Linked DNA regions of Homo sapiens: regions 1, 2 and 4 are each linked to region 3. Evidence: read pairs that join two places in POLR2A ChIA-PET (ENCODE). Cell type or tissue: HepG2. All regions are shown on one strand. Links, peaks and the distances in the headings refer to the core of each region. The heading gives the core; the rest is flanking DNA. Region 1 holds the start of LOC107984877 (a long non-coding RNA gene). Region 2 has its middle 87 kb from the start of GRIN2A. Region 3 overlaps ATF7IP2 (activating transcription factor 7 interacting protein 2). Region 4 overlaps GSPT1 (G1 to S phase transition 1).

Region 1 (8,125 bases), core at 2,530-6,529, 61 kb after region 3:
TTATTTCCTTGAGCAGTGGTTTGTAGTTCTCCTTGAAGAGGTCCTTCACATCCCTTGTAAGTTGGATTCCTAGGTATTCTCTTTGTAGCAATTGTGAATGGGAGTTCACTCATGATTTGGTTCTCTGTTATTGGTATATAGGAATGCTTGTGATTTTTGCACATTGATTTTGTATCCTGAGACTTTGCTGAAGTTGCTTATCAGCTTAAGGAGATTTGGGGCTGAGATGATGGGGTTTTCTAAATATTATTTAGAAAATCTCAATCTATTTTAGATGTAGATATTTCTAAATCTAAAAATTGCATGTTATCTGCAAACAGAGACAATTTGACTTCCTCTCTTCTTATTTGAATACCCCATATTTCTTTCTCTTGCCTGATTGCCCTGGCCAGAACTTCCAATACTATGTTGAATAGGAGTAGTGAGAGAGAGGGCATCCTTCTCTTGTGCCAGTTTTCAAAGGGAATGCTTCCAGTTTCTGCCCATTCAGTATGATATTGGCTGTGGGTTTGTCATAAATAACTCTTATTATTTTGAGATATGTTCCATCAGTACCTAGTTTATTGAGAGTTTTTAGCATGAAGGGGTGTTGAATTTTGTCAAAGGCCTTTTCTGCATCTATTGAGATAATCATGTGGTTTTTCTCATTGGTTCTGTTTATGTGATGGATTAAGTTTATTGATTTGTGTATGTTGAACCAGCCCTGCATCCTAGGTATGAAGCCAACTTGACCGTGGTGGATAAGCTTTTTGATGTGCTGCTGGTTTCAGTTTGCCAGTATTTTATTGAGGATTTTCGCATTGATGTTCATCAGGGATATTGGCCTGAAATTTTCTTTTGTTGTGTCTCTGTGAGGTTTTGGTATCAGGATGACGCTGGACTCATAAAATGAATTAGGGAGGATTCCCTCTTTTTCTATTCTTTGGAATGGTTTCAGAAGGAACAGTACCAGCTCCTCTTTGTACCTCTGGTAGGATTTGGCTGTGAATCCATCTGGTCCTGGACTTTTGGTTGGTAGACTATTAATTACTGCCTCAATTTCAGAACTCGTTATTGGTCTTTTCAGGAATTCGATTTCTTCCTGCTTTAGACTTGGGAGGGTGTATGTGTCCAGGAATTTATACATTTCTTCTAGATTTTCTAGTTTATTTGCATAGAGGTGTTCATATTATTCTCTGATGGTAGTCTGTATTTCTGTGGGATCAGTGGTGATATCCCCTTTATGATTTTTTATTGTGTCTATTTGATTCTTCTGTCTTTTCTTCTTTATTAGTCAGGCTAGCGGTCTATTTTGTTGGATCTTTTTTAAGAAAACCAGCTCCTGGATTCATTGATTTTTTTGTTTGTTTGTTTGTTTTTAAGGGTTTTTCATGTCTCTATCTCCTTCAGTTCTGCTCTGATCTTAGAGTTATTTCTTGTCTTCTGCTAGCTTTTGAATTTGTTTGCTCATGCTTCTCTACTTCTTTTAATTTTGATGTTAGGGTGTCGATTTTAGATCTTTCCCGCTTGTGGGCATTTAGTGCTATAAATTTCCCTCTAAACACTGTTTTAAATGTGTCCCAGGGATTCTGATACATTGTGTCTTTGGTCCCATTGGTTTCAAAGAACATCTTTATTTCTGCCTTAATTTTGTTATTTATCCATTAGTCATTCAGGAGCAGGTTGTTCAGTTTCCATGTAGTTGTGTGGTTTTGAGTGAGTTTCTTAATACTGAGTTCTAATTTTATTGCACTGTGGTCTGAGAGACTGTTAGGATTCCCATTCTTGTGCATTTGCTAAGGAGTGTTTTAATTCCAGTTATGTGGTCAATTTTAGAATAAGTATGATGAGGTGCTGAGAAGAATGTATATTCTATTGATTTGGGGTGGAGAGTTCTGTAGATGTCTATTAGGTCCACTTGGTCCAGAGTTGAGTTCTAGTCCTGAGTATCCTTGCTAATTTTCTGTCTCGTTGATCTGTCTGATATTGACAGTGCGTTGTTAAAGTCTCCCACTATTACTGTCTGAGAGTCTTAAGTCTCTTTGTAGGTCTTTAAGAACTTGCTTTATGAATCTGGGTGTTCCTGCATTGGGTGCATATATATTTATGATAGTTCTTCTTGTTTCATTGATCCCTTTACCATTAGGTAATGCCTTTCTTTGTCTCTTTTGATCATTGTTGGTTTAAAGTCTGTTTTATCAGAGACTAGGATTGCAACCCCTGCTTTTTTTTTTGTTTTCCATTTGCTTGGTAGATCTTCCTCCATCCCTTTATTTTGAGCCTGTGTGTGTCTTTGCATGTGAGATGGATCTCCTGAATACAGCACACCAATGGGTCTTGACTCTTTATCCAGTTTGCCAGTCTGTGTCTTTTAATTGGGGCATTTAGCCCATTTACATTTAAGGTTAATATTGTTATGTGTGAATTTGATCCTGTCATTATGATGCTAGCTGGTTATTTTGCCGGTTAGTTGATGCAGTTTCTTCACAGTGTCAATGGTCTTTACAATTTGGTATGTTTTTGCAGTGGCTGGTACTGGTTGTTCCTTTCCATGTTTAGTGCTTCTTTCAGGAGCTCTTGTAAGGCAGGCCTGGTGGTGACAAAATGTCTCAGCATTGGCTTGTCTGTAAAGGATTTTATTTCTCCTTCACTTATGAAGCTTAGTTTGGCTGGATATGAAATTTTGGGTTGAAAATTCTTTTCTTTAAAAATGTTGAATATTGGCCCCCACTCTCTTCTGGCTTGTAGGGTTTCTGCAGAGAGAGCTGCTGTTAGTCTGATGGGCTTCCCTTTGTGGGTAACCTTACCTTTCTCTCTGGCTGCCCTTAACATTTTTTCTTTCATTTCAACCTTGGTGAATCTGACGATTATGTGTCTTAGGGTTGCTCTTCTCCAGGAGTATCTTTGTGGTGGTCTCTGTATTTCCTGAATTTGAATGTTGGCCTGTCTTGCTAGGTTGGGGAAGTTCTCCTGGATAATATCCTGAAGAGTGTTTTCTAACTTGGTTCCCTTCTCCCTGTCACTTTCGGGTACAACAATCAAACATAGGTGTGGTCTTTTCACATAGTCCCATATTTCTTGGAGGCTGTGTTCGTTCCTTTTCAAAAATTCTTTTTTCTCTAATCTTGTCTTCTCACTTTATTTCATTAAGTTGATCTTCAATCTCTGATATCCTTTCTTCCGCTTGATCAGTTCAGCTGTTAATACTTGTGTATGCTTCATGAAGTTCTCATACCGTGTTTTTCAGCTCCATCAGGTCATTTATATTCTTCTCTAAACTGGTTATTCTACTTAGCTATTTATCTAACCTTTTTTCAAAGCTCTTAGCTTCCTTGCATTGAGTTAGAAGATGCTCCTTTAGGCTGGGTACACTGGCTCACACCTGTAATCCCAGCACTTTGAGAGGTCGAGATGGACACAAGGTCAAAAGTTCAAGACCACCCTAGCCAACATAGTGAAACCCCATCTCTACTAAAAATACAAAAAAGTAGCTGGGCGTGGTGGTGCACGCCTGTAGTCCCAGCTACTCAGGAGGCTATGCAGGAGAATCGCTTGAACCCGGGAGGCAGAGGTTGCAGTGAGTCGAGATCGCTCCACTGCACTCCAGCCTGGGCGACAAGAGCAAAACTCCGTCCCAAAAAAAAAAAGTGCTCCTTTAGCTCATTGGAGTTTGTTATTACCCACCTTCTGAAGCCTACTTCTGTCAACTTGTCACCCTCATTCTCCGTCCAGTTTTGGTCTGTTGCTGGCAAGTAGTTGTGATCCTTTGGAGGAGAAGAGGCGTTCTTGTTTTTGGAATTTTCAGCCTTTTTGGGCTGGTTTCTCCCCATCTTTGTGGATTTATCTACCTTTGGTCTTTGATGTTGGTGACCTTCGGATGGGGTCTCTGAGTGGACGTCCTTTTTGTTGATGTTGATGCTATTCCTTTCTGTTTGTTACTCTTCTGTCAGGCCCCTGTGGTGCAGGTCTGCTTGAGGTCCACTCCCGACCTTGTTTGCCTGGGTATCACCAGCAGAGGCTGCAGAACAGCAACGATTGCTGCCTGTTCCTTCCTCTGGAAGCTTCATCCCAGAGGGGCACTGACAGATGCCAGCCAGAGCTCTCTTGTATGAGGTGTCTGTTGGCCCCTACTGGGAGGTGTCTCCCAGTCAGGATACACGGGGGTCAGGGACCCACTTGAGGAGCCAGTCTGACATTTAGCAGAGCTCAAATGCTGTGCTGGGAGATCCACTGATCTGCTGCTCTCTTCAGAGTCCTGTCCGGCAGGGACATTTAAGTCTACTGAAGCCCTCAGGTGCTCTGTCCCAGGGAGATGGGGGGTTTATCTATAAGCCCCTGCTGCCTTTTTTTCAGAGATGCCCTGTCCAGAGAGGAGGAATCTAGAGAGGCAGTCTGGCCACAGTGGCCTTGCCGAGCTGCAGTGGGCTCGGCCCAGTTCAAACTTCCCAGTGGCTTTGTTTGCACTGTGAGGGGGAAACCGCCTACTCAAGCCTCAGCAATGGTCAATGCCCCTCCCCTCACCAAGCTTGACCATCCCAGGTCAACCTCAGACTGCTGTGCTGGCAGCGAGAATTTCAAGCCAGTGGATCTTAGCTAGCTGGGCTCCGTGTGGGTGGGACCTGCCGAGCCAGAACACTTGGCTCCCTGGCTTCAGCCCCCTTTGCAGGAAGAGTGAACGGTTCTCTCTCACTGGCATTCTAGGCACCACTAGGGTATGGAAAAGAAAAACTCCTGCACCTAACTCAGTGTCTGCCCTAACAGCCACCCAGCTTTGTGCTTGAAACCCAGGGCCGTGGTAGCATAGGCACCGGAGGGAATCTCCTGGTCTGTGGGTTGTGAAGACTGTGGGAAAAATGCAGTATCTGGGCTGGAGTGTACCGTTCCTCACGGCATAGTCCATCATGGCTTCCCTTGGGTAGGGAAGAGAATTCCTTGACCCGTTGTGCTTCCCTGGTGAGAGCCCCACCATGCTTTAGCTCGCTGTCTGTGGCTACACCCACTGTCCAACTAGTCCCAATGAGATGAACCAGGTACCTCAGTTAGAAATGCAGAAATCACCTGCCTTCTGCATCAATCTTACTGGGAGCTGCAGACCGGAGCTGTTCCTATTCAGCCATCTTGCCAGCAATCCGAAATAATTTTATAGTGAATACTTGTATACTCAGCACTTAGATTCTGAAAACTGAGCAAGGAGCTTTCTTTGTTTATTTATTTTTTTGAGATGGAGTTTCAGTCTTGTTGCCCAGGCTGGAGTGCAGTGGCACAATCTCAGCTCATCGCAACCTCCATCTCCTGGGTTCAAGCAATTCTCCTACCTCAGCCTCCCGAGTAGCTGGGATTACAGTCATGCGCCACCACACCTGGCTAATTTTGTATTTTTAGTAGAGACAGGGTTTCTCCATGTTGGTCAGGCTGGTCTTGAACTCCCGACCTCATGTGATCCGCCTGCCCTGACCCCAGGTGATCCACCCGCCTTGGCCTCCCAAAGTCCTGGGATTACAGGCATGAGCCACTACGCCTGGCCCACAGCTTTCTTCGTAAGAAGGCTTTTACTTGAAAATCCAATTCTTTCGTAGGTACAGAGCCATTCAGTTTTTTTTTTTTTTCCATCTTTTATCAGTTTTGCAAGTTATCTTTGTAAGGAATTTATCCATGTTATCTAAATTATTGAATTCACTGTCATAAAGTTATCAGTAAAATTCACTTGTCCTAGGCTGGGCGCGGTGGCTCACACCTGTAATCCCAGCACTTTGGGAGGCTGAGGCGGGCAGATCACAAGGTCAGAAGTTCGAGACCAGCCTTGCTAACACGGTGAAACCCCGTCTCAACTAAAAATACAAAAAATTAGCCGGGCATGGTGACAGGTGCCTGTAATCCCAGCTACTTGGAAGGCTGAGGCAGGAGAATCGCTTGAACCTGGGAGGCGGAGGTTGCAGTGAGCCAAGATTGTGCCACTGTACTCCAGCCCAGTGACAGTGTGAGACTCCATCTCAAAAAAAAAAAAAAAAAAAAAAAAAAAAAATTCACTTGTCCTTTTAATGTTTGGGGTTCTACAGTGTATCACTGTACTTTGTTTCTGATGTGGGTTAATCTGTATATTTATTATTTTTCCTTCTTGATCAACCAGATTTTGTTATTTCTATCATTTGTTTTCTTTATTTTGATTCCTGTTTTTCTTTATTGTCTTTCTTTTACTGACTTTAGTTATAATTTGTTCTTTTTCCAGGTTCTTAAGAGACCTTTTCTAACATTAAACATTTAAAGCTGAATTTCCTTCTAAGTATCACTTATTCTAAGCATCTTCTTAGTGGTTAGATTATGTACTTCTTAATGCAAATATTATAATCTTTGATACATCATATCTTTGTTTTCCATCAGTTCAAAATGATTTATAATGTTCCTTGTATTCTTTGACATATGAATTATTTGGAAGTGTGTGTTTAATTTCAAAATATTTGTGACTTCTAGGTATTTTATTTTTATAATACCTGATTTCATTTGGTCAGAGAACATACTATGTAAAACTTAAATTTTGAAAGTTAAACTTATTTTATAGTCCAGCATATTATTTTACTTGACGAATGTTCCATGTACAGAATGTTGGTTGTAATGTTCTGTAAATGTCATGTTTGAGTTAATTGTGCCAAGATGGTTGATAGTGTTTTTTCGACCTTCTACAGCTATGGTAGATGGAAAAAATGGTCCCTGCAAGATGTCCATGACCTAATTCCCAGAACTTGTGAATATGTTACCTTACATGGTGAAAAGAGTCTTTGTAGGTATTATTAAATTAAGTACCTTGAGATGATGGGTAGTTAATCCTGGATTATCTGTGTGGGCTCATTTTAATCAAAAGGGTTCTTACAAAAAAAGTGGCAAGAAGGTCAAAGGCAGAAAAAGGAAATGGGACAATGGAAGCAGAGGCTGGAATGAAGTACACTGAAGATGGAGGAGGGCCTCAAGTCCAGAAACGCAGGCAGCCTCCAGAAGGAAGGCCAGTACCTTGATTTTAGCTTAGTAAAACTGATTTCCAACTTTTGGCTTCTAAAGCTGTGATAAAATAAGTCATGCAGTTTGTGGTAATTTGTTAAGGTAACTTCAGGAAATTCACAAAGAATTTGGTACCAGGAAGTGTGGGGTGCTGCTGTAACCAATACCTAAAAATGTGAAAGTGGCTTTTGAGTAGGGTAATGCATAGAGACTAGAGGAGTTTTGAGGAGCATGCTTTATAAAAAGCCTAGATTACCTTGAACAGACTCTTAGTAGAAATTTGGAAGTTAAAGACTGCCCGTGGAGGTTAAAAGGAAATGAGCACAGTGGAGAAAACCTACCATGGACTTAATACCTAGATCTTCATAAACAAACTTTTGATAGAAATATAGACATTAAAAGCATTGTTGGTGAGGACTTGAAAGGAAATGAGGATACATGTTATTGGAAACAGGAGGAAAGGGGATTTGTGTTACGTAGTGGCAGGAAGTTTAGTTGCATTGTATCCTACATTATATGGAAAACAACTTGTAAACTATGAATTTGGATTTTGTTTGACTTATGAGATTTTATTTCTTTTTTTATTTTTTGGAGTCAAAGTCTGGCTCTGTTGCCCAGGCTGGAGTGCAGTGACACAATCTCGGCTCACTGCAACATCCGCCTCCTGGGTTCAATCAATTCTCGTGCCTTAGCCTCCTGAGTAGCTGGGATTACCGGGGTGTATGAGGTTTCTAAGCAAAGTGTTGAAGGTTTGGCCTGATTTCCTCTTGCTTCTTTTCACAATGTGAGAAAAAAAAAGAGAAAAATTGAAGAAGAAACAAACTGTTTAGCAGAAAGGAACCAGGACTTAATGATTTAGGCAATTCTCAGCCTGACCAGATTGCAGAAGACTCTAAGAGGCTCACTATCAGAAGAGTATGCCCCGGAGAGAAAGTCAAGATTTTGGCTGGACACCCTTTTGCTAGTGCCTTGGAAGGATCAAATGTCTCAGTATCCAGTCACAGGGAGGGCTCTTTGAAAACACTAAGCATAGGACTCCCTTTCAGCAGGAAGTTCCCCTGTTTAGGTTTAGTGTGTAGATCCTGGCCTCTTCTTTTAAGCTGCAGTTTCAATGACAGTTTACTTTTCAGAGCTCTTACAGTGCCATACTGCTTAG
Region 2 (8,125 bases), core at 2,613-6,612, 120 kb before region 3:
GTGACAGCAAGACCCTGTCTCAAAACAAACAAACAAACAAACAAAAAAGAATTTCAAGATGGTCCGGGTGCAGTGGCCCATGCCTGTAATCCCAGCACTTTGGAAGGTGGAGACGGGAGGATCGCTTGAGCCCAGGAATCCAAGACCAGCCTGAGCAACACAGCCACAGCAACATCTCGTTTCTATTTAATACAGAAAGAAAAAGAATCTCAAGATCGTGAACTCAGAACACTAAACCAAGTGAGGGGCCTTTTTGAGCATGGGCCCTGTGTAGCTGATAGAGACCCTACCTTATCTTTCTGCATTAAACTGTTCAGCACTTTCGTGTTTGCCTGGGTAAGAGATCTTTCACTTTTCACCTGGAACACGGAGCCCTGTTCTTTGGTGTCTGTGTCCCCGATGGTGCCCTCACACTTTGCACTTGAATAAACTCTTTCAACTAGATCCTGAGCCTTTGATCATTTTAGGTTGACAAAAACCTAACACAGCCTGACCTCTATGGTTTGAAGAGCTCAGAGTATGTGTGAGTGGATAAAAAAACTCTTTATTTTGTTTGAGACAGTGTCTCATTTCATCACCCAGGCTGAAGTGCAGTGGCGCAATCTCAGCTCACTGCAACCTCTCTCTCCCGGGTTAAAGCAATTCTTGTGCCTTAGCCTACTAACTAGCTGGGATTACAGGTGTGCACCACCACACCCAGCTAATTTTTTTGGTGTGATCATGGTTCACTGCAGCCTTGAACTCCTGGGCACAAGTGATCTTCCTGCCTTAGCCTCCCAAGTAGCTGAGACTACATGTGCATGCTGCCACACGTAGCTAATTTTTTAATTATTTGCAGAGATGGGGTCTCACTCTGCTGCCCAGGGTGGTCTTGAACTCCTGATCTCAAGTGATTCTCCTACCTCGGCCTCTCAAACTTCTGGGGTTACAGGAATAAACCACAATGCCCAGCCTTGCTTGTAATTTTTAATCATTGGTTAGGTTTAGTGTTAGATTAGATGCATGATTCACAAATCTAATTTGACATGTCAATTCTTTGTGTCAACACAGTTTTCTTTAAAAAATTTTCCCCCAAATGAGAACTACTTGAAATTTTGAAAGTAAAAGAAATCTTTCTGAAATTAATTGAATATTTGAAAGTAAAATAAAATAGGTATTCATCCTTAAAATTCTGATTCATATTGTCAAACTATCCTCCCTTCAGAGACATTTTCACTTTCAATCATACACACAGAGCATGAGTGTGCCGCCTTCACACCTACCAGACACCAAGCTAGGCTCTGTATCATCCTTACCACCACGATCAGTGGAAAATAAAAGCACTCATTTCTGTAGCAATGGTAATTACGTAGTCTGGGGTAGAGCAATCAGTCAAGTCCCCCCAAACTAGGACGCCGTTTGCTAGGAGGGGGTTGGAAGAATGCATCAACTGTCTATCAGCCATTTCTCTACCTCTGCCTTCCCAATGATTTATCTGTAGGCACCTGCTGATCACCCATCTCATCATGCCTGGCAACAACTTTGGAGAAACCAGACTGTCAACAAGAGTGGAAGCTTCAGCCTGGGCAACAGGCTGAAGACCCCATGTCTATAAAAATAAAAAAAATTATCCCAGCTCAGTGGTGCATGTCTGTGGTCCCAGCTACTTGGGAGGCTGAGGTGGGAAGATGGCTTGGGCCCAGGAGTTCAAGGCTGCAGTGGGCTGTGATTGTGCCACTGCACTCCAGCCTGGACAACAAGACCCTGTCTCAGAAAAAAAAAAAAGAAGGCTGGGCACAGTGGCTGATGTCTGTAATCCCAGCACTTTGGGAAGCTGAGGAGGATGGATCATTTGAGGTCAGGAGTCCCAGACCAGCCTGGCCAATATGGTAAACTCTGTCTCTACGACAAATACAAAACATAGGCCGGGCGCAGTGGCTCGGGCCTGTAATCCCAGCACTTTGGGACACCAAGGCGAGTGGATCGCTTGAGGCCAGGAGTTCGAGACCAGCCTGGGCAACATGGTAAAACCTCGTCTGTACTAAAAATACAAAAATTAGCTGGGTGTCATGGGGCGTGCCTGTAATTCCAGCTGCTCAAGAGTCTGAGGCATGAGAATTGCTTGAACCCGGGAGGCAGAGGTTGCACTGAGCGGAGATTGTGCCAGTGCACTCCAGCCTGGGCAACAGAGCAAGACTCCGTCTAAAAAAAAAAAAAAAAAAAAAAAAAAGAGCCAGGTGTGGTGGCGCATGCCTGTAGTCCCAGCTACTTGGGAGGCTGAGGCATGAGAATCCCTTGAATCCAGGAGGCAGAGGTTACAGTGGGCAAGGATCACACCACTGCACTCCAACCTGGGTGACAGAGTGAGACCCTGTCTCAAAAAAAAGGAAGAAAGACTTTAGGGCCAAGTGGAAGAGTTCTGTGTGCTATAGATGCAAGAACACCAGAGTAGGGGTCAGGAGCCCTGGCATTTGCTCTCTCAGGCATGCCAATTTCCTTTTCTGGGATATACAATACCCAGGACTGTAGGTCAGAAATGAAGGCATTTCTGTCTAGGCACAGTAGCTCATGCCTATAATCCCAGCACTTTGGGAGACTGAGGGGGAGGATCGCTTGAGGCCGGGAGTTTGAGACCAGCCTGGGCCACACAGCGAGAACTCGTAGCAATATTTTTAAAAAAGAAAGAAAGAAGGCCAGGTATGGTGGCTCATGCTTGTAATCCCAGCACTTTGTGAGGCCAACACGGGTGGATCACTTGAGGTCAGGAGTTTGAAAGCCTTTCAGAGATAACAGCCAGCTCTCCTATTTATTTATTTATTTATTTATTTTAAGACAGAGTCTCGGCCGGGCACGGTGGCTCACGCCTGTAATCCCAGCACTTTGGGAGGCCGAGGTGGGTGGATCATGTGAGGTCAGGAGTTCGACATCAACCTGGCAAATGTGCTAAAACCCCATTTCTACTACAAATACAAAAAATAAGCTAGGCATGGTGGTGCACCCCTGTAATCCCAGCTACTCGGGAGGCTGAGGCAGGAGAATTGCCTGAACTAGGGAGGCAGAGGTTGCAGTGAGCCAAGATCGCGCCACTGCACTCCAGTTTGGGCAACGAGAGCAAAACTCCGTCTCATAAAAAAAAAACAAGAGTCTGGGTGACAAATCACCCAGAGCTAGGAGGATTAAGCTAATGTGGGATGAAGGACCATTTGGACACTCTAATGGCGCTTCTTCTCAAAAAAAAAAAAAATTAAATAATTGCATATGCATATACGTGCACATGCCCACGTATAAATATAATTCAGCCTATAAATTCTGGTAGATTCACTGACACCTGAAGCCCACCCTCAGATCCCCAATTTAAACATTTTTCACTAATAGAAAACATACTGTCATTGCACTAAGCCATTTTGTTTTGAATCCTTACACCAACCCTTCAAGTAGAAATTAATAGTTTCATTTTATAGAGTAAGAAAGCAACACGCCAACACACAGAGTTAACAAAACATGCTCAGATCACATTGCAAGCCAGCATCACACTAGTTAGGTTCTTTGAGTGCAAGTAACAGAAATTTGTTCCAGCAAACATGTGAAGAAAAGGGATGAATGGCAAGGATATCAGGTAACTTGAAGAATCAAAAAAAAATGGCTGTGGCTAGGCACAGTGGCTCATGCCTGTAATCCCAGCACCCTGGGAGGTCAAGGCGGGAGGATCACTTGAGCCCAGAGTTCAAGCCCAATCTTGGCAACATAGTGAGACATTGTCTCTACTAAAAATTAAAAAAGTTAGCCGGGCATGGTGGCACATACCTGTAGTCCCAGCTACCCAGCACAGAGGCGGGAGGTAGGGGCTGAGGTAGGAGGATGGCTTGAGCCTTGGAGGTTGAGGTTGCAGTGAGCTGTGATCACACCACTGCACTCCAGCCTAGGTAACAGCGCAAGATCCTGTCTCAAAAAAAAAAAAAAAAAAAAAAAAAGGCTGTGAAGTTGGGCTCGAAACAGTAGAAATCAGAGCAGCTCTACAGCCCTATTTTTATTTCAAACTTTATATTACCATCCTCAGAATGTATTGCCCTGAGCTGTTGACAAAGATTCTCTCCTTGACCAAACTTTACTCAGGCTCCTCTGAACCCTCTTCCTAACTTGGCCTTGACCTTTGGACTTCCTTGTTTGTCTTTGCATCTCCCAGTTTTAGCAAATTTTCTGTCATGTTGATTTAGCCAGAATCCCCACATGCTATAGCTGACAATCCTCAAATACTTAATCAAAGTCTTCTTCCCCACAACCCCCAGGTGATGTCTGACCACCCTAGCTTGGCTTTAGCAAGAATCCTGTTAGGTCATTTTTAGCAAGAATTCCTCTATCCTCTAATTAATAGTACTTTTCCATCCACTAATCCTTCCCACCACAACCCTGCCCTTTGGCTATAAACCCCCATTTTTCCTTGTTGTATTTGAAAGTGATCCCAATCTCGTTCTCCTACTGCAAAACCCCATTGCAGTGGTTTCTTGGACAAAGACTTTTGCACTGTTCTTTAACAAGGGTCAGAATATCTTCTCCTGGGGAATTGCTTTAACCTGGGTGGCGGAGGTTCAAGTGAGCCAAGATTGCGCCACTGCACTCCAGCCTGGGCATCAGAGTGAAACTCCGTCTCAAAAAAAAAAAAAAAGAAAAAATATTTTCTCTTGGGGTGAGTCATATGTCCACACATGGCCAAGGAAACTGCCAAAAAGGCTGTGTACTATGGGTATGATCCCTAGAGGGAAAGTGGGATGCAATGACTGAAAACAAAGTAGGGAGGTGAGAAACACCAACACATCTACAGTAAAAATGGCATCCGTAGAATGATGGTTTGGGAGTGAATCCAACCAGGATATCCCTACCCTCCTTTCCACGCTCTGATTTGAAGAGAAGTTGGGCTTACTGGTAATTAATCAACTTATTTAATCAATACTTGTCTCTACTATGAATTTGTAATTTAGTTTTCCTAATGATGTGTCAGCAATTTTGAGTCATGTCTGACCTATGAGTGCTCAGAAAGTACACTGAAAGTCAAATGGATGGTTAGGCTTTCACCCAGGCCTTGGATGAGTTTTATGAGTGTTAAGATGTCATGGAAGGATGTAGTTTTGCCTTTCCAGAACACATCCTTCTTCTGCTAACAGCATCCTGATTTCCCCTTGCTCTGTCTCTAAGAATGAACATAAGATCCAGTCTTGGCCAACCAGAAATAATTCACATTAGTCCCAGGTTTGAAATTATTCATGAAATTATTGGGAAATACATATGTTTTTCTAGGTTTCCCAGCCTGGAACACGAAGACTAAGGCTGATAGTACATTTTTACATTTCCTAAGCACCGAGATCCAGCCTTGCCTGAAGCTTCATAAACATTTTGGTTAGAAGCCAGGTGCAGTGGCTCACGCCTGTAATCCCAGCACTTTGGGAGGCTGAGGTGAACAGATCACCTGAGGTCAGGAGTTCAAGACCAGTCTGGCCAATGTGGTGAAACCCTGTCTCTACTAAAAATACAAAAATTAGCCAGGCGTGGTGGCACATGCCTGTAATCCCAGGTACTTGGGAGGCTGAGGCATGATAATCACTTGAACCCAGGAGGCGGAGGTTGCAGTGAGCCGAAATCATGCTACCGTGCTCCAGCCTGGGTGACAGAGCGAGACTCCATCTCAAAAAAAGTTTTTTTTGGTTAGGTTAGTCAGTGCTAGTCTTTTTTATTTATTTATTTATTTTTTTGAGATGGAGTCTTGCTTTGTCTCCCAGGCTGGAGTACAGTGGCATGATCTCGGCTCACTGCAACCTCCACCTCCCAGGTTCAAGTGATTCTCCTGCCTCAGCCTCCTGAGTAGCTGGGATTACAGATGCACGCCACCATGCCCTGCTAATTTTTGTATTTTTAGTAGAGATGGGGTTTCACCATGTTTGTCAGGCTGGTCTTGAACTCCTGACCTCGTGATCCACCTGCCCCGGCCTCCCAAAGTGTTGGGATTACAGGCATGAGCCACTGCGCCCGGCCAGTCAGTGCTATTTTTATGTAGGCCTTTTTTTTTTTATTTATTTATTGAGGAGGTGTATTGGGCCTGTACCCATGCTGGAGTGTAGTGGCTCAATCACAGCTCACTGCAGCCCCTACCTCCCAGGCTCAAGCAATTCTCCCACCTCAGCCTCCCAAGTGGCTGGGACCACAGGCATGAACCACCATGCCCAAATAATTTTTTTTTCTTTCTGTTTTTGAGCTAGAGTCTCCCTCTGTCACCCAGGCTGGAGTGCAATGGCTCTGTCTCAGCTCACTGCAACCTCCACCTCCCAGGTTCAAGTGATTCTCCTGTCTCAGCCTCCCAATTAGCTAGCAATACAGGCATGCACCACCTTGCCTGGCTAATTTTTTGTATTTTTAGTAGAGATGCAGTTTCACCATGTTGGCCAGGCTGGTCTTTGCTGAGACCAGCTTGGTCGGGGAGACCCTAACCCAGCAGTGCCAGAGGGATTAAAGACACATACACAGAAATATAGAGGTGTGAAGTGGGAAATCAGGGGTCTCACAGCCTTCAGAGCTGAGAGCCCGGAGCAGAGATTTACCCACATATTTATTAACAGCAAACCAGTCATTAGCATTGTTTCTATAGATACTAAATTAACTAAAAGTATCCCTTATCGGAAACGAAGGGATGGGCTGAATTAAAGGAATAGGTTGGGCTAGTTAACTGCAGCAGGAACACGCCCTTAAGACACAGCTCACTGATGCTATTGCTTGTGGCTTAAGAATGCCTTTAAGCAGTTTTCTGCCCTGGGCAGGCCAGGTGTTCCTTGCCCTCATTTCCATAAACCCACAACCTTCCAGCTTGGGCGTTAGGGCCTTTATGAACATGTTACAGTGCTGCACAGATTTTGTTTATGGCCAGTTTTGGGGCCAGTTTATGGCCAGATTTTGGGGGGCTTGCTCCCAACAGGTCTTGAACTCCCGACCTCAAGTGATCCATCTGCCTCTGCCTCCCAAAGTGCTGGGCTTACAGGCATGAGCCACTGTGCCTGGCAAATTTTTTTTTCTTTTGGTAGAGACCGGGTCTCACTATGTTGCCCAGGCTGGTCTCAAACTTCTGGGTTCAAGTTATCCTCCTGTTTTGGGCTCAAGTTATCCTCCTGTTTTGGCCTCCCAAAGAGCTGGGACTACAGGCATGAGCTGCCATGCCTGGCCTATGTGTCTTTTTAATATTGGATTTGTGCTACTTGCAACTTAGAAACATATGACTAATACAAAGGTGTCCTACCATGTCTAATCATGTAGTGAGACCAATGACTTTTGGTAAGATAGTAAACGTGTTGTTGGTTTTTTACTTACTTAACCACATGCTATAACATAGACAGAGACAGAGAGTAGGAGAAAAAACAAAAGACACCAAAATAACAAAGGCACATACATTTGTACTCCAGCCAACTCTTTCCCTGTTTTGTCTCTCTCTACTTTCAGGCTCCTTTTTTATAGATACCTAATATTATCAGGATGCTGGGTTATCTAAATCCATTTACAGCTTTGCACCATGAAAATAAATCACCTATTTTAAATAAACTAACAAAATTAAATATCTAAGTACCCAGGACCTGAATATAGTTCTGTCACTGAGGTGGTTTGTATTTTAAGAGGCCTCTTGAAAGAATGCAATGTTTAACCAAATGGAATAAACGAATAGTGGTAGAATTCCGGGCATTCCTCTAGTAAAGACTTTTTTTTTTTTTTTGAGACAGAGTCTCACTCTGTCACCCAGGCTGGAGTGCAGTAGTGCAATCTTGGCTCACTGCAACCTCCGCCCTGTGGAGTCAAGCAATTCTCCTACCTCAGCCTCCTAAGTGGTTGGGATGACAGGTACGTGCCACTGCAGCTGGCTAATTTTATTTATTTATTTTTTATTTTTGGGGGGATGGAGTCTCACTGTTGCCCGGGCTGGAGTGCAGAGGCACAATCTCAGCTCACCACAACCTCCGCCTCCTGGGTTCAAGCGATTCTCCTGCCTCAGCCTCCAGAGTAGCTGGGACTACAGGCACATGCCACCATGCCAGGCCAATTTTTGTATTTTTAGTAGAGATGGGGTTTCACGATGTTGGCCAGGCTGGTCTCGAACTCCTGACCTCGTGATCCACCC
Region 3 (8,125 bases), core at 2,455-6,454:
GTATGGAAGAAGAGGACAGTTGTACTGAATAGTCCACATTAGAAAAATTATGTCATATTCACTTAAATTGTTATTCTAGATTGCGACTTAATACTGTTTTTATTATGATTTTGTCATATTTATTGTAGCCAGTAAATGACCTGCGACATAACTATTTGCAAAACAAATGGGGAAGACCAAGATAAAGATAAGTTATATCACAGGAAAGCAATTGAAAATGCAAAAATGAAGCATCTGAATGAAGGACTAATAACACTGAATTCAGCTTTTGTGAAGTATGCCTTTCTTCTTAGCTCGTTTATTCTGCAATACGTTTGTAGAAGTGTTGACTCCGATCTTAATCAAATTTACTTCACTCTCAGTCTTATCTGCAGATATGTACAGACCACATCCTAAGATTGACTTCTGCCTCAACAGAAATACATGAGCCAGTGCCTTATTGGAAATGATTTGCGTGTTTTAAGAACTGGTGTATATAGGTACATCTTGAATGTTCTGCTTTCCTTGCCTTATGCCTGTACTTCACCTCAGCCTTCAATTCCATTGTGTTTCCTTGCTACTTGGTATCTTGAAATCTGGTACGAAACTATTGCATGATCCCTGCACCTTTGCTTCTGCATATATCATAGCTCTCTTATAGTGAGTGTGCACAATCTATTTCATTTGATGTAATCAAAGTTTAATATATTGGATAGTTAAAAATAAAATACAACTTTAAATGCGCAAGAGTATTAGTTCTCATTGTTGAGCGAGATGATACAAAATACCAAAAAATCTTATTCTCTCATTCTATGTCAGTCTATTTTACTCCCCCCCCCTCCCCCCGCCACCCGGACACACACACACTGCGGTGACTTATCTATCTCGTTTATTTTATTTTATTTTACTTATTTATTTTTCTTTGTGAGGCAGAGATTCGCTCTTTGGCTCAGGCTGGAGTGAAGTGGCGCGATCTCGGCTCACTGCAACCTCCTCCCTCCGGGTTCAAGTGATTCTCCTGCCTCAGCCTTGCAAGTAGCTGGGATTATAGGCGCCCGACTAGTTTTTGTATTTTTAGTAGAGATGGGGTTTCACCGTGTTGGCCAGGCTGGTCTCGAATTCCTGACCTCAGGTGATCAGCCCGCCTCTGCCTCCCAAAGTGCTAGGATGACAGGCGCTAGTCTTAGCGCCCGGCCTATCTCATATTTTTATATCATTTAGATAATTATTCTGCTTTACAGTAGACTAGGATAGTTTTTCATCTTCATTTTTACCAACGATGGGACAGATTGGAGTCAGCCAGTGTCTAGAGAGAAATAACCATGACTTTTTGGAGGAAAGGGAGATAATATATTGGATTTTTTTGAACTTCTGATTAAGCCATGAAATGTTTAGAGAGGTGTTACTGAAGTTAGCCATGAATTATTTAGAGGCATTATATGTGTCTACTAAATGTGGTCATAAGTTTCATTAGTATACCTCTGAGGCTCTAGTGTGTACAGTATGCTGATGTGAAATAGCTTATCAGATAGCCATGGCAAAAGTTGCCAAGGCCTTTTTAGTACTCTTTACTAAGGAGACAGTGACTTTGGGAGGCTTTTCAGTACTTGTTATTAAGGAGAGAATAACTCTGGGTGGCTTTCCAGAGGTTTGTTTTTTAAGTGAATATTCATTAAACAGCATTAAAACTACTGTAAGAAAGGCATGTCACTGAAGATATAAAAAATATTTGTAGGCCGGGCGCGGTGGCTCACACCTGTAATCCCAGCACTTTGGGAGGCTGAGGCAGGTGGATCACGAGGTCAGGAGATTGAGACCATCTTGGTTAACATGGTGAAACCCCGTCTCCACTAAAAAATACAAAAAAATTAGCCGGGCGTGGTGGCCGGCGCCTGTAGTCCCAGCTTCTCGGGAAGCTGAGGCAGGAGAATGGCGTGAAGCCGGGAGGCGGAGCTTGCAGTGAGCCGAGATCGCACCACTGCATTCCATCCTGGGCGACAGAGCAAGACTGTCTCAAAAAAAAAAAAAAATTATAGTGGGAAATTTAGATAAAGAAGTAGTAGTTCTCTCGGGGCTGTTTTTTTGAGGAGGTGATCTTTAAGCTTGATCTTGAAAGAGCATAGACTAGGAGGGAAGGTTGATAATATGACAGTTCTGGTCAATTTGGAAAGTGAAGGTTAGGTTTATAAGAAGGTTCAGTTGATATCTCCAGGAAAAGACAAACTACTGTGAAAGAAAGATAGTGTAGTCATGGTAGTCTATCTGGCTATATAGAGAATATTTATAACAACTTAAATATTGATTTAACTGAAAATACGATGAGCTGTAAGAGACGTGTGAACTACAGAACTGGATCTACGAATGACAGGAGGGCAGACCACAGTGCTTTTCACATCCTCCCCTCCTTCCCTTGGGCATAAGACCTGGCTATAGGAAATCTAGCTAATTACAAGAACGTCTTTATAATTTGGAGGGAAACTCTTGGAACTGTGAGTGCTCCCCGTCCAGTGTTACCATCCCCTACCATCCAATTAAAATGTTTCCAACCCACCTCCAAAAAAAATACATATGTGAGCTAAATCTTCATCTGCAATTACAGGAAATCGACATGGCTAAAATTTGTAACTCAAGAAACAGTATGAAAATATTTTAAAATACTGAGATTTTAAAAACAAGTTGTTAAAATTAAAGTGATTGCCATTAGATATTCGGGAGTGCTGGCAAGCAACTGCTTTATTTCATAATGAGCATTTTATACTATTACATTGATAAAACTTGAAAAAAGTAATGTCAGAATTCTATTAGCATTCAGGTGATGCGGATGCTGCTGGTCTATGAACCACACTTGGCATTACTTCATGGTCATTATGAGATTAACTGCCACCTGGCCTGAGTTTTGTTATTTTGTTAACCACTATATAACTCTTAAAGGGCCCTGTCGCTTCATAATAACTGTTTTGTGTTTGTGATAGACTTCTTCGAGTCTTAAGACCCTCCGTTCAAATATTGGCTGAAGTACCTGACTTTGAACAAGATTAGTTAAATGGGTTTTTTCTAAATTTTTACTTTTTAAAAAGAGTAACAGTAAAAATTCAGTTCAGTAGTTTTTTTTAATTTAATGAGAATTGTTCTTATTAAAGTGTTTATTATGTATTAAGATACTACCTTGGAGAACATCACTGGAGAACAGAGATGTTTTATAATGGAGAAACCCAATGAAGCAGGAAAAAACCCAACTAAATCAGCATGCACCCATAACTTCGAACTATAACAGGAAAAAAGATTAAGCTAACTTTTAACCACAAAGATACAGGAAATATGTTATTGCTTGGAAAGTAACATGCTTGTGAATAATCTACAGGTTAAAAAATTACAATGCATCTTAGAGAATATTGGATAAATATCAAATTATAAGGTAGAGTTTTTCAAAACTTGTGGGCTCAACTAAAGTAGGGCTTAGAGGAAAATTTACAGCTTTAAGTGAGAAATTAGAAAAAAAGGTAATAGGCTGGGCATGCTGACTCATGCCTGTAATCCCACCACTTTGTGAGGCCAAGGTAGAGGATAACTTGAGGTCAGGAGTTTGAGACCCACCTGGGTAACATTACACAGGACCCTGTCTCTACAAAACAATGTTTTGTAAAATTAGCCAGCCATGGAGGGACACACTTGTAGTCCTACCTCCTTGGGAGGCTGAGGCAGTAGGATTACTTGAGCCTAGGATTTTGAGGTTGCAGTGAGCTGTGTTCATGCCACTGCACTCCAGCTGGGTGACAAAGTGTGACTCTAAAAATGAAAAGGAAAAAGAGAGACTGAAAAAATATCTGAGTTTTTACCTGAAGCTGCAACAAGAACAGCAAAGCAAACGCAAAGAAAGCAGAAGGAGGGTAGGGCATTGTAGCTCACATTTGTAATCCCAATGGTTTAGGAGGCCAAGACTGGAGGATTACTTAAGCCTAGGAATTTGAAGCCAGCCTGGGCAGCATAATGAGACCCCATCGCTATGAAAAACAATTAGCTGGGTGCAGTAGCATGCGCCAGTAGTCCTAGCTACTCTGGAGAATGAGATGGGAGAATTGCTGAGCCCAAGAGTTCAAGGTTACAGTGAGCTATGATCGCGCCATTGCATTCCAGCCTGGGCCACAGAGAGAGACCCTGTCTCAAAAAAAAAAAAAAATGTGCTGGGCGTGGGGGCTCACACCTGTAATCCCAGTACTTTGGGAGGCTGAGGTGGGTGGATTGCTGGAGCCCAGAAGTTCAAGACCAGCCTGGGCAATAAAAATTTTAAAAAGACCAGGCGCTGTGGCTCCCAGCTACTCAGGAGGCTGAGATGGGAGAATCACTTGAACCCAGGAGGCAGAGGTTGCGGTGAGCGGAGATCTTGCATTGCACTCCAGCCTGGGCAACAAGAGTGAAACTCTGTGTCAAATAAAAAAAGAAAAGGAATATGGCAGGAAATTATGAAATGGAACACTGTATAATAGGAAGCTAGCAAACTTAAAGTACTTTGACAGCCTCTTTTTGTCTTTTTTGTATTTTTGTTGACTTTGACAATCTTGGTACATGTTTAATAAAAATGATCAAGAAAAAGAGAAAAGCACATCACTAATATCAAGAATGAGGCCGGGTGCAGTGGCTCATGCCTGTAATCCCAGCACTTTAGGAGGCCAGGTCAGGTGGATTACCTGAGGTCAGGAGTTCAAGTCCAGCCTAGCCAACATGGTGAAACACTATCTCTACTAAAATACAAAAATTAGCTGGGCATGGTGGTGCACGCCTGTAGTCCCAGCTGCTGGAGGGCTGAAGCAGGAGAATTGCTTAAACCCGGGAGGTGGAGGTTGCAGTGAGCTGAGATCGTGCCACTGCCTTTCAGCCTGGGTGACAGAGTGAGATTCTGTTTAAAAAAAAAAAAAGAAAAGGAGGGACAGCACTACAGGTATTACACATACAATTAGAGAATACTATAAGAACTTTGTGTTGACAAATTTTAAATTGTGTTGAAATGGAAAAATAGGTAAAATTGACACCAAAAGATATAAAAAGTATGAATGGTTGTATTATCTTTTTTTTTTTTTTTTTGACGGATTTTCACTCTTTTCCCCAGGCTGGAGTGAACGGGCAAGATCTCAGCTCACTGCAACCCCCACCCCCCAGGTTCAAGTGATTCTCTTGCCTCAGCCTCCCAAGTAGCACCCGCCACCATGCCCAGCTAATTTTTGTACTTAGTAGAAATGGGGTTTCGCCATGTTGGTCAGGCTGGTCTTGAACTACTGACCTCAGGTGATCCACATGCCTTGGCCTCCTAAAGTGCCGGGATTATAGTCATGAGCCACTGCGCCTGGCCTTTTTTTTTTTTTTTTAAACTGGAGATGACATCTCCAAGATGGTTTTGAACTCCTGGGCTGTTTGAGCCTTGGCCTCCCAGAGTGCTAGGATTACAGGTGTGAGCCACTGCTCCCAGCTGGTTCTACCTCAATTTTAATGGAAAACCTTTACCACTAAGTTAACCCCAGGCCCAAATGGCATTAGTGGTTAATTATTCTAATATTTAAGGAAAAATAACACCATTCACACAGAAATTGTTCAGAGACTAGAAAGACTTTGTAGTTTGTATGAGGTCAGCAAACCTTTGATATCAACACCCAATAAAATAGACCCATCTCTCATTAACATTGATATAAAAATTATAAACATAATGTTAGCCATTTATAGGCCAGGCACAGGCCCATAAATTGTCTAATGTCAGCACTTTGGGAGGCCAATGCAGGAGGATTTCTTGAGCCCAAGAGTTGAAGACCAGCCTGGGCAACATAGTGAGACTCTGTCTTTAAAAAAAAAAAAAAATTAGCTGGGTGTGATGGGCGCCCCTGATGTCCCTGCTACTTGAAGGGTCAGGTTAGAGTCTTGTTTGAGTCCCGGAGGTTGAGGCTGCAGTAAGCTGTGTTCATGCCCACTGTACTTTAGCCTGAGCAACAACGTGAATCCATGTCTCCAAAAGAAAAGAAAAATGAAGTTTTAAAAATGAAACCATTAGGCCAGGTGCGATGGCTCACACCTGTAATTCCAGCACTTTGGGAGGCTAAGGTGGACGGATCACTTGAGGTCAGAAGTTTGAGACCAGCCTGGCCAACATGGTGAAACCCCCTCTCTACTAAAAATACAAGCATTAGCTGGGCATGGTGGTGGGCACCTGTAATCCCAGCTACTTGGGAGGCTGAGGCAGGAGAATTGCTTGAACCTGGGAGGCGGAGGTTGCAGTGAGCTGAGATTGCCTCAATGCCAGTGCACTCCAGGCTGGGTGACAGAGTGAGACTCTGTCTCAAAAAAAAAAAAAAAAAAAAAAAAAAAGACACCATTGGAAAAATCCTATGGCAGTAAAGGAATAGAACAAAAGGCATGAGACATAAGCCAAAAAGTGAAAGGCAGACATAAATCAAGCTACAGGTGGACCCTGAATTGTGATTTGACATGATTTTTAGTTTATGATGCTACAGAAAGTGATAGGCATTCGGTAGAATATAAAGCCATGAGAAATTCAAGACTTCAGTATAAAATCAACTTTGGGTTAAATTATTTTGCTCAATTGTAGGCTAATATGAGTGTTCTGAACATGTTTAAGGTAGGCTTAGGTTTTGCTATGATGCTCGGTAGGTTAGTTGTACCTGTATTAACTGCATCTTTGACCTAGGATATTTTCAATTTCTGATAGGTTTTTTGGGATGTAATACTACTGCAAGTCACACAGCATCTGTATGTCAATAGTAATATGAAGGCCAGGTACAGTGGCTCATGTCTGGAATCCTAGCACCTTGGTAGGCCGAGGATCATTTGAGGCCAGGAGTTTGAGATGAGCTTGGGCACCATAGTAAGACCTTGTCTCTACAAAAAAATTTTAAAATTAGCTGAGTGTGATGGCACATACGTGTAGTCCCAGCTGCTTGGTAGGCTGATGTGGGAAGATCACTTGAGCCCAGGAGTTCAAGGCTGCAGTGAGCTCTGATCTCAGCACTGTGCATGATAGAGAGACCTATCTCTAAACAAACAAAAACAACCAAGTAATGTCAGGTGTGAAAGGATTAAACAATCCCATGAAATGGCAGAGATTTTCATACTGAAGGGAAAAACAGCCTTGGCCTATAGGCTGTTTACAGGAGACAGACTTTGGATTCAAAGATGCAAATAGGCTGAAAGTAAAAGGATAGATGAAGATACAACATGCAAATAGCAACCATAGTAAAGCTATCGTGCCTATACTGATTTCAGACAAAATATACTGAAACAGTATTGCTGGAGATACATAGGGACATTCTATAATGACAGAAGAGTTGGTGCCTCAGGCATACAAATCATAAACATATATGCACCTACTAAGAGAGCAGCAAAATGTATGAAGCAACTATTGACAGAATTGAAGGAAGAAATGCACAGTTCAGTAATAATTGGAGAATTCAATACAACACTGTCATAATGGATAGAAAACTGAGGAAATCAGTGAGACAAGAGACGACTTGAGCAACACTAAACCAACTAGACTTAAGAGATATCTTTGAACAGTCCACCCAACAACAGCAGAATAGACTTTTGGAGTGTATGTAGAACATCCATCAATATAGTCACACTAGGCCATGAAGCAAACCAACACACTTAAAAGGACTGAAATTATGGGAAAGAACATTATCTGACCAGTGAATAAAATCAGAAATCAGTACTAAAAAGAAACTTGAGAAATTTACAAATATGTTGAAATTAACACTCCTAAATAATGGGTCAAAGAAATCATGAGGTTAATTAGAAAATACTTTGAGGTGAATGAAAATGAAGACAAACATATCAAAGGTTTTGGAGGGTACAATTACAGCAATTCTTAGAAAATTTATAGTGATAAATGCTATATTAAAAAAGACCTCAAATCAGTAACCTAGACCTTTTAAGAAAAACTGGAACTAGAAGAACAAACTGAGCCTGAAGTCAGCAGAATGTAGGAAAAAATTAGTGTGGAAATTAATAGAATAGACAAAAATAGAAAAGGAAACCATAAATCATTTTCTTAAACGATCAAGAAAATTAAACATTCAGCTAAACTGAGCACAAAAAAGGGAGAGAAGACTCAAATTACTAAAATCAGGAATGAATGAGGGGACATTAC
Region 4 (8,125 bases), core at 1,477-5,476, 1.5 Mb after region 3:
TTTGAGGCCAAGGCCGGTGGATCACCTGAGGTCAGGAGTTAGAGACCAGCCTGGCCAACATGGCAAAACCCTGTCTCTACTAAAAAAAAATACAAAAATTAGCTGGGCATGGTGGCACATGCCTGTCATCCCAGCTACTCGGGAGGCTGAGGCAAGAGAATTGTTTGAACCTGGGAGGTGGAGGTTGCAGTGAGCCAAGATCCCACCACTGCACTCCAGCCTAGGCGACAGAGCGAGACTGGAAAGGAAAGGAAAGAAATGGTACCTCACAGGCAATACAGGGAAGACCCTCTTTAAGATTGGAAAGGGAGATAAGGGAGCTCATGTTATTTCACTACCTATTAGGATCACTACATTATCTGTTTATCCTTGTTAAGTTTTATAAAAGTAGATGAAGAAGAGGTGAGACTTTTCTCTCTGGTTTTACTTCCTTGCATTAGAGAAATTCAGAAGAAAGGTATTTGCATTTGCAACTAACCTGTCAAAGAATGCTAATTGGAAAGCAAAATCAAATCTCCCTTCAAGGATAGATCATTTGAATTAGAGAATATTCATAAAATGGAGTATTAGCAAAAAAAAAAAAAAAAAATGAGCTGCTGATACACACAACATAATCTCTGAAACGTAATGTGCCAAAGATGACAAAGTTGAGTTCAAGCTATGTGATTCCATTTATGCAGAGTTCAAAAACAGACAAAACTGTTATAATAGATGGCAAAACAGTGAATGCCTTGGCAAGAGGGGATTGGTTGGAAAGTAGCAGGAGAGCTTTCTGGGGTGATGTGTTCTGCATGTTGATGGGGTGTTTACACAGTTGTATACACTTGACAAACTCATTGTAAACTTAAGATCTGTACTTCTTACTGTATGCAAATTTTACCTTAATAAAAAATCCTCTCCTTTGTCATACAACATCTGTCTTCCGGAACTTCTTTACAAATCATACTCCTAAGAATCTAAATCTTGAAGATTTATTTTTTATCCTAAAACCTGATGTATTTGCCAGGGAATTAACAAAGATAGTGATACCGACTGCTTTTAAGTAACTTCTGTAGTTTTAAAAAATTAATTCATAATAGAGGTACAGATTTTCAGGGTACATGTGATAATTGACACATTCATACAATGTGTACCAATCAAATCAGGGTAATTGGGATATCCATCACCTATTTATCTCCATGTGGAAACGTTCAAATTATTTTCTTGTATTTGGAAATGTGGAACTTGTGTAGTTGATAAGCAAATACAAAGTCCTTTGGGAGTACTGTGCCCAGTTAAGTGGGAGGAAATCCTCATTAAAAATTTCAAACTAAATATACAAGGTACAAAACAAGTTAAATATGGTTTTTTTTTCCATTATGCCCTCTGAATTATTTTTACCAGTTGAGTTATTACCAGTAGCTTGACTCCTGACTAAGCTCAAACCAGAGAACAGAACTTTTAGTGAAAATGCTTTAAACATGTAAACTAATATTACTGTTTGATGATCATCATTTCCATTGAAGGCAAATGTTAAGGGATCAAATGTGGGCAATGGGATGTTAAGAAAATGTGCAGCTAACAAACATTAAATGTGACTCATTGCAGATAGAGGAAATTTTTGGCCTTTTTTTTTTTTTTTTTTTTTTTGAGATGGAGTCTCACTGCCATTGCGCAGGCTGGAGTGCAGTGGTGCCATCTTGGCTCACTGCAACCTCCACCTCCCGGGTTCAAACGATTCTCTTGCTTCAGCCTCCCAAGTAGCTGGGATTACAGGCTTGCACTACCATGCCTGGCTTATTTTAGTATTTTTAGTAGAGACGGTGTTTCACCCTGTTGGCCAGGCTGGTCTTGAACTCCTGACCTCAGGTGATCCACCCACCTTGGCCTCCCAAAGTGCCAGGATTACAGGCGTGAGCCACTGTGCCTGGCCTGGCCTAATATTTAACAGAAGGATCATATTCCAAATAATTCAAAAAGTACACCCATCAGCTAAAGGAATTTTACTTGTTATAGGCAGTCTCTTATTCCTAGCAGAAAACATACGAAAATATTTCTTGCAAGTAATGTGGGTGCACAAAGCCTTCAGAAACAATTTGAAGGAAAGATTGACAGTAACAAGAATTTCACTTAAAAAAAAAAAAAAAAAGACAGCATCTCACTATGTTGCCCAGGCTAGAGTGCAGTGGCAATTCACACGTGTAACCATAACCCACTGCAGCCTCCAACTCCTAGGCTCAGGTGATCTTGCCAACTCAGGAGTAGCTGGGACTACAGGTTTGTGCCACTGCATCTAGCAAATTTCATTTTTTTTTTTTAAAGACTGTTAACAGGCTGGAGTGCAGTGGCACGATCTCAGCTCACTGCAACCTCTGCCTCCCGGGTTCAAGTGATTCTCCTGCCTCAGCCTCCCAAGTAGCTGGGATTACAGGCGCACGCCACCACACTCAGCTAATTTTTGTATTTTTAGTAGAGATGGGGTTTCACTATATTGGCCAGGATGGTCTCGATCTCTTTTTTTTTTTTTTTTTTTTTTGAGACGGAGTCTCACTCTGTCGCCCAGGCTGGAGTGCTGTGGCGCAATCTCGGCTCACTGCAGGCTCCGCCTCCCAGGTTCACGCCATTGTCCTGCCTCAGCCTCCCAAGTAGCTGGGACTACAGGCCACGCCCGGCTAATTTTTTGTATTTTTAGTAGAGACGGGGTTTCACCGTGTTAGCCAGGATGGTCTCGATCTCCTGACACCGTGATCCACCCACCTCGGCCTCCCAAAAAGTGCTGGCATTACAGGCACACGCCTCCACGCCCAGCTAATTTTTGTGTTTTTTAGCAGAGACTGGGTTTCACCACGTTGGCCAGGCTGGTCTGGAACTCCTGACCTCAAGTGATCTGCCCGCCTCAGCCTCCCAAAGTGCTGGGATTACAGGCATGAGTCACCGTGCCTGGCCTGAACCCCTACTTTAATAGCAAGCTTGGTCCCAAGTTTTAAGCTATGATTGGTTTAATGCCAAATACCTAGAGGCTGACTGCCAAAACCTCAAAGCGATTCACCTAAAGACAGTTCAAACAGGAACTTAGTACACAGGAATGAACTGCTGTCATTCAAGTAGCCACTGTGTATGTTACCTTTATCATTAACTTCTTCTTGCCCTTGCACATTGAATGAAAAGGGCAAGCACTATTTGGTCTCTTGATCTTTATTAAAAATCCTGAATGTAGAGGTTCATAGTTCTAATAATAATTGACGTTTCCCCCAACTCTACTGTTCACATAAAACCACATAACTGTGATCTAGTTATTTATTATTCAGCATCCCTAACTTCCTATAGGGTTCTTATTTTTGTTTCCTAAGGTTGTCGTATACATTATACAAAAGACTTGCATGCCATATGCAAGCAGATGACGTTTGTGAATCCCTTATGTGACAGAGCTTATTAGATCCATCCAACAAACCTTTTGGTAGATGGTTCCAGTACCTGATACAAAAATAAAAGGATTGTACAAAAAAGGGCATGGTTTTTGCTTGTTACAACACAGGTAATTACAAACGACAAATCCTTCAAAAGGGAAGATGACAACTTTTATTGTTATTACAAAAGCAAATTTAATTTGTCATTTGAATAATTGCAAGAGCAGACTAAGGGCTTAATCCTCACACAGGCACCAAGTCAGGCACAGTAGGTAGCTACAAATCGTAAGAAAAAGCTTTCTTTCCTACCTAGAGCACTCTTCCATGCTTTGGAATTAGGCTAAAAAACTCAACAAACCTGATCAGTTCCCTTTAATCCTGTTTTTTTTTTTTTTTTTTAAATGAGATCTAGGTATTAACCTGCTGTCTAGCGAAAACTAGTCACTAAGTCCTGGCCTGAGAGATACCCACATTTCCTTTAGAACAAACAGAACTAATACCTGTGTACATTTCTGAGAGCCTGATGTGTGAGTCCTTAAAATGTAGACCTTGCAGGAGGCTTAGACCTCAGTTTCACCTAATGCATGTGGAGGAAATGGAGGTGAGAATAGTCACCTGAAGAGTGCAAGCGCTCCAGCTCCAGCACACACACTCTTCCCTGGGCAGCAGGAAAAGGAGGTAACAAGGACTTGGGCTGACATCTGAAGCACTAAGCTAATGTGCCTGGTAGAGGGGAGCCTCAGGAAGCACAAGATGTCATTCCACCTGTGCTGTCCACAAACCTGAGGTTTCCACATCGTTTTAAAGGGCACAGTGGCAAATGTGACAAGGCAGAAAACAATAACCATTTCAAGGATCACTTAAGGAATCCTGGTGTTTTCTGCCTAATCAGAAGTAGTACCAACCTGCTTTTCCCTTATATTGGAGAACATAAAGGTTTTAATTAATCTCCACTCCCACACCTTCAGGCCCTTATAATAATCCTTAGTAAACAACTCAGCTAGCATTATTGTTTCAAGGAAGCATAGGATTAGAGGTATGTGAGAAGTGTATTTATTGAAGGGAAGACTCAGTAAGTTCTAGGATATTAAAGTCAAGAATATCCTAGAGCCAAAAACCACCAAAAGTTGAACCAAATCTACCTGAACTGAACTGATAGTAAACTGGGTCAAATGGAATCCACGGAATTACTACTGGAAAATAAAAACACTTCCTATTCTTTCTATTCCTATTCATTTACTATGAAACCTAATCTAACCAACTGACTGCTAAATGTAAAGCTAGTTAAGTCTTTTGTGCATGTGCAATTACACTTACTTAACAAGATGCTGCCATGGCGAGATCTCTCACGAAAGAAACAAGATCAAGGATGTACTAGATGGCATCTGCTAGAATCACTGAAAAAGTTAGCTGCAAGAAATAAAAGCCTATTATTTGGAGATAGATAATTGTCCCCTGAATCCACTGGTTGTTCTCTTCCTTACCTATGTCTGTGAAAGGATTAATGGCACAGTTTGATAAGGTAAGCCAACAATGAATATAACATTTAACCATCCTAAAATCAGAGCTATAGTGCTATAACCACATTTTTCACAAAGGGTTTTAAAGTTGAAAGTTGCCTGATGTTAAGACCTGTAATAAAACTGCGTATTTTCCCCTTGACTACCTTAAATCCCTACCCAAAGCAATGAAGCTATCATCCATGAAGTAGCAGTCCATGAGGAAGTCCATGCCAGTAAGAAAAGGTGCTAGAGTGCTGTTATGTGTAATAGTCATCAAAGATCACGGAGTAATTCCAGTCATTACTAGTGTTCCTGCAGATCGCCAAGGGAGCTTAGCTGATTTTTTTCCAGGTTCATCTTGGGAGCAGTTTTTGATCATAGGTTCAACTTTTTTCTTGGGTTGCAAAACTGCATCTGGCTGCAAGTCTAACCCAAAATATTCGCAGCGTATCAGCTGAGAGGATGCCGGCAACTGTTGAACTACATCACAGTTCAAAGTCCCATATTGTGAGAGCAGTACTTGTAGTTTATGTAACCAGCAAATATGAGTTACCTCGTTACAGTGAACAACCTGCACTGTTAGAGTTTAGGAACTTTTGACATTCGGTTATCACATATTTCAAAGATTTTCAACTCACAAAAAAAAAATACATGGGCTTAATTACTCAGTAACACTTTACTATTTGTCACTTAATCTCAAGACAATACACACTCAGTCCAACTCTTTTGGTTTGATTTTACATAGATTTTCACTTACTTCTGCAAATTAAAAACAAGAAATGAGTGCTGTATTTCCCCCTCTCCCACAGTAAGAAACAAGGGTTTAAAATGGCAATTACTTAGATGTTTATTTCAATATTTCTTAAATTCACTTTATTAATTTAAAAAACTAAATAATCGCATGAAAGTTATATAAAGAACATCATTAATGTGAAAAGATGCAAGAAAAAAATCATTCTAGTAGAGCAACGTTAGAGAACAAATGCTTAGGTAATACCCTAAATATGCAGCCAACTACCCTATTTTTGCACTGTTGACCATATAAGCACGTTTGCATTTGCAGAAAACAGAATGACAGCATAGGAATTTGTATTGCTCTATAACGGTCCAACATCTCCACATAATGCCAAGTTCACCTTAGACATTTTATTTACTTATCCAAATGAACAGCCTGTGTAAGCAGGATTGAAAATGCATCAACTTTAAAAAGATGAGAACAATTTTCAAAGCCCATAGAACTTATGTTGCTGGTTAATTTTAGCACTGAAATTTCTTTTGAATAATCTAATCTTGCAAATATGCAAGAATCCAGTGGAATTTTTACAGTTACATTTGTATTTGTATGACCTGTTACTTTTTAGAGGTAGGCCCTTCACAGTTGATATCCAAGTTACTTAAGAGTCTTGGCAACATGCACATAATAGTCTAACAGTGTAAATGTTTTAGTAGCAAACATAACTTATTTTTTAAAAATGTGTTCTATTTAGAAAGGGAACTCTTATCTCTGGAAGTGATTTCCGTGGCTCTTGAACTTTTAAATATTCATTAAAATTCAAGCAATTGCTAGTATTTGTTTTTATTAACATGGAATTACAAAAAGAACTATTATGTTTTGATTAAAGCTCCTATATTTTCCAGAAAAATAAAAGCCCAGAGATTTGCAGACATAATAAAATCTATTTAAATTTCATGCAATAGCCATAATTATAGTTTTAAGAATCTGTAGGACAATAACTTTGCTCTGTCCATAAGATGTAGCCTCATTCAAGAAATGAATGGGAATTTCACAGTTAAGAAAACACTAGGCCAAGTGCGGCGCCTCATGCCTGTAATCCCAGCACTTTTGAGAGGCTGAGGCGAGTGGATCACTTGAGGTCAGAAGTTTGAGACCAGCCTGACCAATAGGGGGAAACCTCGTCTCCACTAAAGATACAAAAATTAACTGGGCCTCGTGGAGGGCTCCTGTAATCCCAGCTACTCAAGAGGCTGAGGCAGGAAATTGCTTGAATCCGGGAGGTGGAGGCTGCAGTGAGCTGAGATCGAGCCACTGCACTCCAGCCTAGGTGACAGAGTGAGCCTCTGTCTCAAAACAAAACAAAACACCCATTAGATTAAGTTTTATGTTCTGTGACTGGAAATACAGTCTGTCTAGGCTTTTCTTTTCTGAGGAGCAAAATTATAGGGAAGAGACTTGTCATTAAATATACAAAGTATCTTATTTAGAGAGAAATCACAATCTAAAAGAGGCTATCTTTGATCAATGGCAACACTCAACATCAAGGGGGCTTTGGATAAACCCACAAATTGCCTCCATTCCTCATTTATTCTCATGAAAAATTTCAAAGTCATGATAATTATAGCAGAGAGTCATTCAATCTAAAACCCACACAATGCTGCACTGTGGTTCATCAAAAACATGGTTAGCAAATTTCAGCTTTACACTTAAGAAAACTCAGTCAATTTCAAATAATTGAGATAAAACTTATACCCTGCTTGATTCTGCTTATCGCTGATAATTTTAGTCTGTTCAGATTCTGATGATTCTAAATATTTTCATTTAGTTGCTAGGTTGAGATTTAGCTTTAACCAGCAAGGATCATCCAACCTTTAAAGTTACTGATACAAAGAGTAAACTGAGTAACTTGTAGAAGTGGCACTTGCAACTGATACGGTTTTCATACTAGAGGCATGCAGCTCTATTTATAAATACTACCAGAGGAATTTTTGCCAGGTCTCAAACATGCTTTATTTGTTGTTAATTCCACTAATTTAACAAGTTAATGGAATTTTCTCTAGGGGTACAATTTCATTACGCTTTACTTATAAAAACTACAGTATGCTGTTCTTTTATTTTAAAACAACTTACTGTGTTCAAGAAATCATGTTACAATATAAATTGGCAAAAAAAAAAAAAATAAATAAATAACTAAAAGACCTAGTAAAGCAGTGTCACATTTGCATAAAGGGATTTAACTGCATGTATGCATTAACCATCAAAAGAAGGGGTCAAACTAATCCTTTCCTTTAATACAAACTTGAACGCTGTGAATGTCTCATTTATAGTGGGTAGGGAAAGAGTTTATAAAAGTCCAAGTAATAAAATGTATTCAATTACTTGGGAAAGTTAAAAAGCTAATGCAACAATGTTACATCCAGATAAAAAACATTATTCAAAAGCAATTCAAATACCGAAAAGGATTTCAAATTGAATATTTTATTAACATGGTAGTTGCCTTT

What was found. Peaks named below come from ENCODE experiments on the same cell type or tissue, not always from the same donor. Only the 100,000 strongest peaks of a DNase experiment are listed, where the experiment ranks them.
Region 1: POLR2A ChIA-PET joins it to region 3 with 8 read pairs; 2 of 35 experiments call an interaction of 5 or more read pairs at or near these places.
Region 2: POLR2A ChIA-PET joins it to region 3 with 6 read pairs; 1 of 35 experiments calls an interaction of 5 or more read pairs at or near these places.
Region 4: POLR2A ChIA-PET joins it to region 3 with 5 read pairs; 1 of 35 experiments calls an interaction of 5 or more read pairs at or near these places.

What each region holds. Positions count from the first base shown.
Region 1 is chr16:10,448,438-10,456,562 of GRCh38, forward strand. All of the region lies in intron 8 of ATF7IP2 (activating transcription factor 7 interacting protein 2), which reads left to right. LOC107984877 (a long non-coding RNA gene) reads right to left here and starts at 6,665. Exons shown (of 2, transcript XR_007064983.1): 1 at 1-6,665. In HepG2, for the core only: no CTCF peak of the experiment used is centred there; a DNase peak (open chromatin) is centred at 4,454.
Region 2 is chr16:10,265,684-10,273,808 of GRCh38, forward strand. No RefSeq gene overlaps it. Among named protein-coding and RNA genes, the nearest start is that of GRIN2A, 87 kb to the left of the region's middle. In HepG2, for the core only: no CTCF peak of the experiment used is centred there; a DNase peak (open chromatin) is centred at 4,148.
Region 3 is chr16:10,387,016-10,395,140 of GRCh38, forward strand. All of the region lies in intron 1 of ATF7IP2 (activating transcription factor 7 interacting protein 2), which reads left to right. Among named protein-coding and RNA genes, the nearest start is that of ATF7IP2, 5.0 kb to the left of the region's middle. In HepG2, for the core only: no CTCF peak of the experiment used is centred there; a DNase peak (open chromatin) is centred at 4,046.
Region 4 is chr16:11,864,593-11,872,717 of GRCh38, forward strand. GSPT1 (G1 to S phase transition 1) reads right to left here. Exons shown (of 15, transcript NM_002094.4): 15 at 3,536-8,125. Among named protein-coding and RNA genes, the nearest start is that of RSL1D1, 17 kb to the left of the region's middle. In HepG2, for the core only: no CTCF peak of the experiment used is centred there; DNase peaks (open chromatin) are centred at 3,009 and 5,379.